2 separate regions of the Mus musculus genome follow, and region 1 is linked to region 2. The links are chromatin contacts, found by Hi-C or POLR2A ChIA-PET in ENCODE. All regions are on one chromosome and are shown on one strand. The core of a region is the stretch at or near the end of the contact, and the rest is flanking DNA. Distances in the headings are between cores, read along the strand shown. Region 1 holds the start of Ptch1 (patched 1). Region 2 overlaps Ptch1 (patched 1).

Region 1 (2,700 bases), core at 134-2,633, 37 kb before region 2:
TATATATTAAAAATTCAAATAAAATAGCAGACTTGTCTGGAGTCTCCTTATAGACGTTTTCAAATTGGACTGTATTGTGTATTGGAGGGGGGCGATAGAGGAGTGAGAGGGGTTTTTAAAAGGGCTGGCTTTTCCCAACATCCTTGCTCGCCTCTTTAACTTTCCATTTTGTTTATCTTAATACGAGGCGTTGTTCCCTGCGAGAGTCTAAGTCTTGCCTTTGGTTATAAAAGAAAAGAGGAGAAAAAAAAATTGGCACACACTGGCGCACTATCCACCACCCTGTCATTATTGGTGCAGGCCTGGGAATTCAAGCCGGACCTCCCAGTATTTGCTGCAGCTTGAGGCCAAAGTGCCTCTAAAAGGGTTTTCTTTGAGGAATCTCAGAAATTGTTTAAGCGCTTAAAAAAATATATTACCTATCCCTCATGTCTATTGCGAGGCAAATGCTCCTGTACGTGTGAGTGTGTGCGTGTGTATGTGTGTCTGTGTGTGTGTGCGCGCGCGCTCGCAAAAGGCGTCTCGAAAAAGAAGACACTGTTGAAAAGAAAAGAAATAAGAAAGAAAGGAGGGGGGAGCATTCCTTAATGGAAGTATTGCATGCGAGAGGGTTGGCGCTGAGCGAGCGCCCCCCCACCCCCAAGCCTGGGATGCACACACGGGGGTTGCCTACCTGGGTGGTCTCTCTACTTTGGTGAGCTGTTGCTAAGCAGCTAATAATAGTCATGTTTGCTGAGTAATTTCTGCCCTCCAAGAGCCAATCGCGTTGCAGAAACCCAAGCCATCTGACAGCCCCGGGGGCGGGAGTTCCAGCCTTTTTCTCTTTCGCTCGCTCTTTCCCCCTCCACCCCCTCCCCTCCTCCTCCTCTTTCTCCAAATGGAGAGAGTTCTTTTTTTTCTTCTTCCATCTCATCTATTGAGTCAAGGAGCTGCTGCGGCCGCTGCCCGCTGCACACACACAGAGCGGAGTCCCCAGGTCCCGGTAGCGAAAGAAGCGCGCGGCGCGGGGGCAGAATGGTCCAGCGGGTCGGTGAGGAGAACAAGAAAGCAGAGTCCGGGACCGAGCAGCCACCGCGAACCCAGCAGCCAGAGAGCGACCAGCCGTTTCAGAAGCCGCCACCGCCAACTCCAGCCGCAGCCGCAGCAGCACCAGCAGCAGCAGCGGCAGCCCCGGCCCGGCATCGTTGAGACTCGCCGGGTACCGTCGCGTCGCCCGCAGCGGGCGCCGAGGGAGCCGGCGCGAGCGGCGGGGGTCTGCGCGCGCCTTCTGCCGTGAAGGGGTCGCGGCGCGGGGCGGGGACGTCTGGGGGGGACTTGGGGACCGCGAGGCGCGCCCTGGAAGCGCCGGCTCTCGCCTTCCCGCGAGCTGGATGTGGGCAGCGGCGGCCGCAAAGACCTCGGGACTCACGCGCAATGTGGCAATGGAAGGCGCAGGGTCTGAGTCCCCGGCAGCGGCCACGGCCGCAGCACCCGCAGCGCCCGCCGTGTGAGCGGCAGCAGCGGGTCTGTCACCCGGAGCCGGAGTCCCCGGCGGCCAGCAGCGTCCTCGCGAGCCGAGCGCCCAGGCGCGCCCGGAGCCCGCGGCGGCGGCGGCAACATGGCCTCGGCTGGTAACGCCGCCGGGGCCCTGGGCAGGCAGGCCGGCGGCGGGAGGCGCAGACGGACCGGGGGACCGCACCGCGCCGCGCCGGACCGGGACTATCTGCACCGGCCCAGCTACTGCGACGCCGCCTTCGCTCTGGAGCAGATTTCCAAGGTGCACTTCTGTCCCCTCCTCCCTCTTCACTTTTCCCTCTTCTTCCTCCTTGGGATCCCTGCCACACAGACACACACACACACTCCTGAGAAAGCAGCAGACAAGTGAAGGTTGAAAAATTCAAACCCTCCCTCCGGACTTTGGAGGAAAGGGCTGTCTGAGGTCCGCAGGGGGTGGAGGGGTGCCTGTGTGTGTGCGTGCGTGTGTGTGGTGTGTGCGCGCGCACACGCCCTCCCTGGTGTGCCTTTTCCGGAGCTTTGGAAACCGTCCTGAGTGGACCACCTCCAGGGCGGCCGCAATGCGGCACTGCCTTCGGCCCCAGCGCCTTTCTCCCGCGCCCCTGCCCACGGTTGCAGCCTAAAGTTCGGCGTTGCCACATTTCTTAACCTCTTTGAGGGGGAGGCGGAGTGGAGAGAGGCGGAGAGAGACAGAGGGGAGGGAGCCAAAGTAAAGGTGGTTTCCTTTTTTGGCAGCCGGTTCTGCTTTCGTTGAGCTTGAAATCTCTGCTCCCTTAAAAATTATTCTCGGGAGAGGACGTCCCCTCTCTTCCAGGTCTTGGGCCGCCTCTTCTCCCAGCCTGCCGGGGAGGGGGGCAGTTGTAAACAAGTTGCCACCTTAAATCTTCGGTACGGGTGTGCGGAACGGCCGGGTTCATTGTGTTTACGAGGCTGGCTGAAATGTGTGGAATCCGGGGAAGGCAAGCACCTAGCCTGGGGCCCGCAGGGGCCCTGGCCAGCACCCCGGGCTCCGCCGCCCGGAGAGCAGCCTGCGCCCAGCCAGGACCCCCGCCGGCGCCGGCCTGGGCCTCTTCCTTGTGCACTCGGCTATTTTAAAGAGTTCACCAGGAGGGAATGGGAGAGGGAGGAAAGATCCTTGTGGCCGCCCTCTTCCGAGCACAAATAGTGTAAGTTGTAGATGGCTGCCGCATTTCCTAACTGAGCTCC
Region 2 (2,778 bases), core at 172-2,671:
AAGTGTTTGGTGTACAGCCTGTGGAAGTTCAGATTTTCAGTGGTCAGTCAGAAAATACTAAAGGGGCCCTGAAAGAACTTTACTGTTGGTGACCATAGCTGGAGAGCACATTAGGGCTAGCATTGTAGGAAATTCATTCTAAGTTGGTGGCAGGGCACATGCACAGATCCCTAGGTATTGCAGAAGTCTCTGTGACTATACCTTTGCAAATATACTCTCAGTTACCTGCTTTGACAGCAGATGCTGCTAAGCTTCTGGTATTTTCCATGTATTTTGCAATTACTTCTAACAGCACACTGTACCTGTGAAAACCCACTCTAAGTAATACATGTGGAGTATGGCTGGCCTTAGGCTGCCTGGGCTCAAAGCTTAGCTGTGACTTGTCACCAGGCTCAGTCCTCTCATCTGTAAAATGGGAATCATGATTGGTTCTCTCAGGAGGTAAGCAGCTGAAGGCTGACTACCTGGAGCCAAGAGGCCCACATAAGTCTGAAGTAATAAAAGCTCTCCTCTCTCCTTGCTTGGAAAACAGACCAGGATTCTTGTAGGGGGTTGGGGGACCAGTTGTCTTTCTCTGTTTATTTTATTTTTCCAGAGTGGGAGTGGGGAAGAGCTTTGGGTCTTAAAATAACATCTGTGTAGAGTAGTGCTGCCTCTCTGTGCAAACCTGTGAAAAGCTGTGGGAGAGATTGCCACCCCGGTGGTCCCTCTACCCAGGGCCTGTAGGTGACCCAGCCTACTTCCTAAAAACAAAGCCCACTGCATAACAATGCTGGAGGGAGGCTTTTGTTAAAAAGGCTGCTCCAACTCTCCCCTCTCTCTATTCCCAAACACCTCACTGTGCTAAGCATTCACAGACCGTGTGTTTTTGTTGTTGTTGTTGTTATTTAGTTTGTTTTAGTTTCTGAAGTGCCCTTAGGCAAGTCCTGAAATGGAATAAAATGTATCTGAGTAGATGTGTCTGCTGCAGGGGGTATCTTGAGCAGCTGGGACTTGGGGGGTCTACTTGGGAGGTGTCTGGTGTGCAGTGAGGCTGGTGGGGGTATTGGGGAGAGCACCCCCCAGGCAGTGCTCAGCTCCAAGTCTGGGTCACCAGGGCCCTGTCTTCTCTTCCAGCATGCTTACCTCTTTACAGCTGTAGCCAAACTGTCAGGTCTATAATGATGGTTTTGATTACAGCGGCCAAGCCCAGCTGTGTGTGGTGAGCTGGTGGGCTCGCCCATCCCCCAAGCCCAGAAGGCTCACTCTTTCCCGCCCAGGGCTTGCGGTTTGTCATCTGTTCTCACAGAGCCCCACAGAGCCTCCCTGTGTCGGCCTGTGGCTTCCTGTTCTCAAACTGATCCAAATTTCCCCTGTGAGGTATTTCCTTGTGCTCCCTCTCCTCCACACAGCCCTCCACTCAGAAGGAAGGGTGGCAGGGAGGAAGAGAACAGGGGGAGAGTGAATAGGTGCTGGCTGTGATCTTTACATGGCCTGGCAGCAGGTCCCACAGCTTGTATTAGCTGCACAAGTCAAACAGATGGATCAGATTGACAGAGCTGTGTTCCCTCACCCTGGCTCCAGGGGCAGCCAAGTTGGGAGCTTGAATGTGATTTTTTTTTTCTGCTTGGGGTGGATTTTCTGGTCTTGGTGAGGAACTCCTGACCTATCTCCCTGTGTGGCGTGAAATGGTTAATGGATATGGTCTGTGTCTTTTCCCCTTGCTTTCTCTTGCTACAATTAGTCAGGAAGAAGGGTGGGGGGAGGCCAACCTGGCACTTGGGAGGCAGGTGGATTTGTTAGTTCCAAGCTAGCCTGATCTACATAGTGAAGTCAAGGTGCAAGCCAAGCAGAGATACATAATGAGACCTGCTCTCTCCCTCCCTTTCCCACTCTCTCATTCAGTCTTCCTTCCTTCCTTCCTTCCTTCCTTCCTTCCTTCCTTCCTTTCTTTTGGAGAAGACAGGGTTTCTCTATACAGCCATGGCTGTCCTGGAACTCACAGATCTGCCTGCCTCTGCTTCCTCCGTTTTGCAATTAAAGTCATGAACTGCCGTGCCCTCCTCTCCTTTTCTTCTTTTTGCTTGTTTTCTTTAAAAGATGTGTGTGTGTGTGTGTGTGTGTGTGTGTGTGTGTGTGTGTGATGTGCGTGTAGAGGCCAAAAGAGACAGTTATCTCTAGAGTTGGAGTTGCAGGCAGTTGTGTGCCCTCCAGAGTGGATTCTGGGGTCTGAACTTGGATCCACTGGAAGAACAGCAGCTCTAAGCCATCTGTCTTGTTCCTGGGCTTTCGTTCCTTAGTTTAAGTAAAGTGTGTGTGTTTTATTCTTCCCTCTGAGCATCTTTTGATTAGCACCACAGTTCATTCACTAGCAGATCAGGAGTCCTTCCTTAAGTGAGAGAAAACTGCAGACAAGTCGCCTACCCTGCCTCCTGTCCTCAGCCTAATCCCTCTGGACCAAAGCTCTCAGGCCAGGTTTTAATGTGTTGCACATGTTTCTGTTTCTAGGACTTCAGGATGCATTTGACAGTGACTGGGAAACTGGGAGGATCATGCCAAACAATTATAAAAATGGATCAGATGACGGGGTCCTCGCTTACAAACTCCTGGTGCAGACTGGCAGCCGAGACAAGCCCATCGACATTAGTCAGGTATTCCCGATGTTTCAGGACACTGAGCAGTTATTACATCTAGGCAGCTGACCCATGGAATAGGGCTGGCAGTGTATAATCCCACCTTGTGTCCCATGAGAACCTGAAGTGATAGGAGATGGTAGGAAGAAGCTTGAACTGGCTCTGA

What was found. A loop is a pair of places that touch in the nucleus more often than their neighbours do. ChIA-PET counts read pairs that join two places held with the same protein, here RNA polymerase II (POLR2A).
Region 1: a loop to region 2 is called in a map of heart, with 2.1 times the contacts of the local background. The contact joins the promoter of Ptch1 here to the enhancer-like site in region 2. A Hi-C loop is called at or near these places in 3 of 37 maps with a recorded cell type or tissue (heart, left cerebral cortex and v-Abl transformed pro-B cells). POLR2A ChIA-PET finds 5 or more read pairs at or near these places in 4 of 5 experiments (Patski and embryonic stem cell).

What each region holds. Positions count from the first base shown.
Region 1 is chr13:63,564,418-63,567,117 of GRCm38, reverse strand. Ptch1 (patched 1) reads left to right here and starts at 1,383. Exons shown (of 24, transcript NM_008957.3): 1 at 1,383-1,756. The coding sequence starts at 1,598. RefSeq lists an enhancer at 645-824.
Region 2 is chr13:63,526,999-63,529,776 of GRCm38, reverse strand. Ptch1 (patched 1) reads left to right here. Exons shown (of 24, transcript NM_008957.3): 16 at 2,488-2,630. Among named protein-coding and RNA genes, the nearest start is that of Ptch1, 37 kb to the left of the region's middle. Within about 2 kb of position 1,421, at least 1 of the 3 ENCODE cell types and tissues checked has a DNase peak (open chromatin) inside an H3K27ac peak, as active enhancers do; it is heart, where a contact is called at or near this core.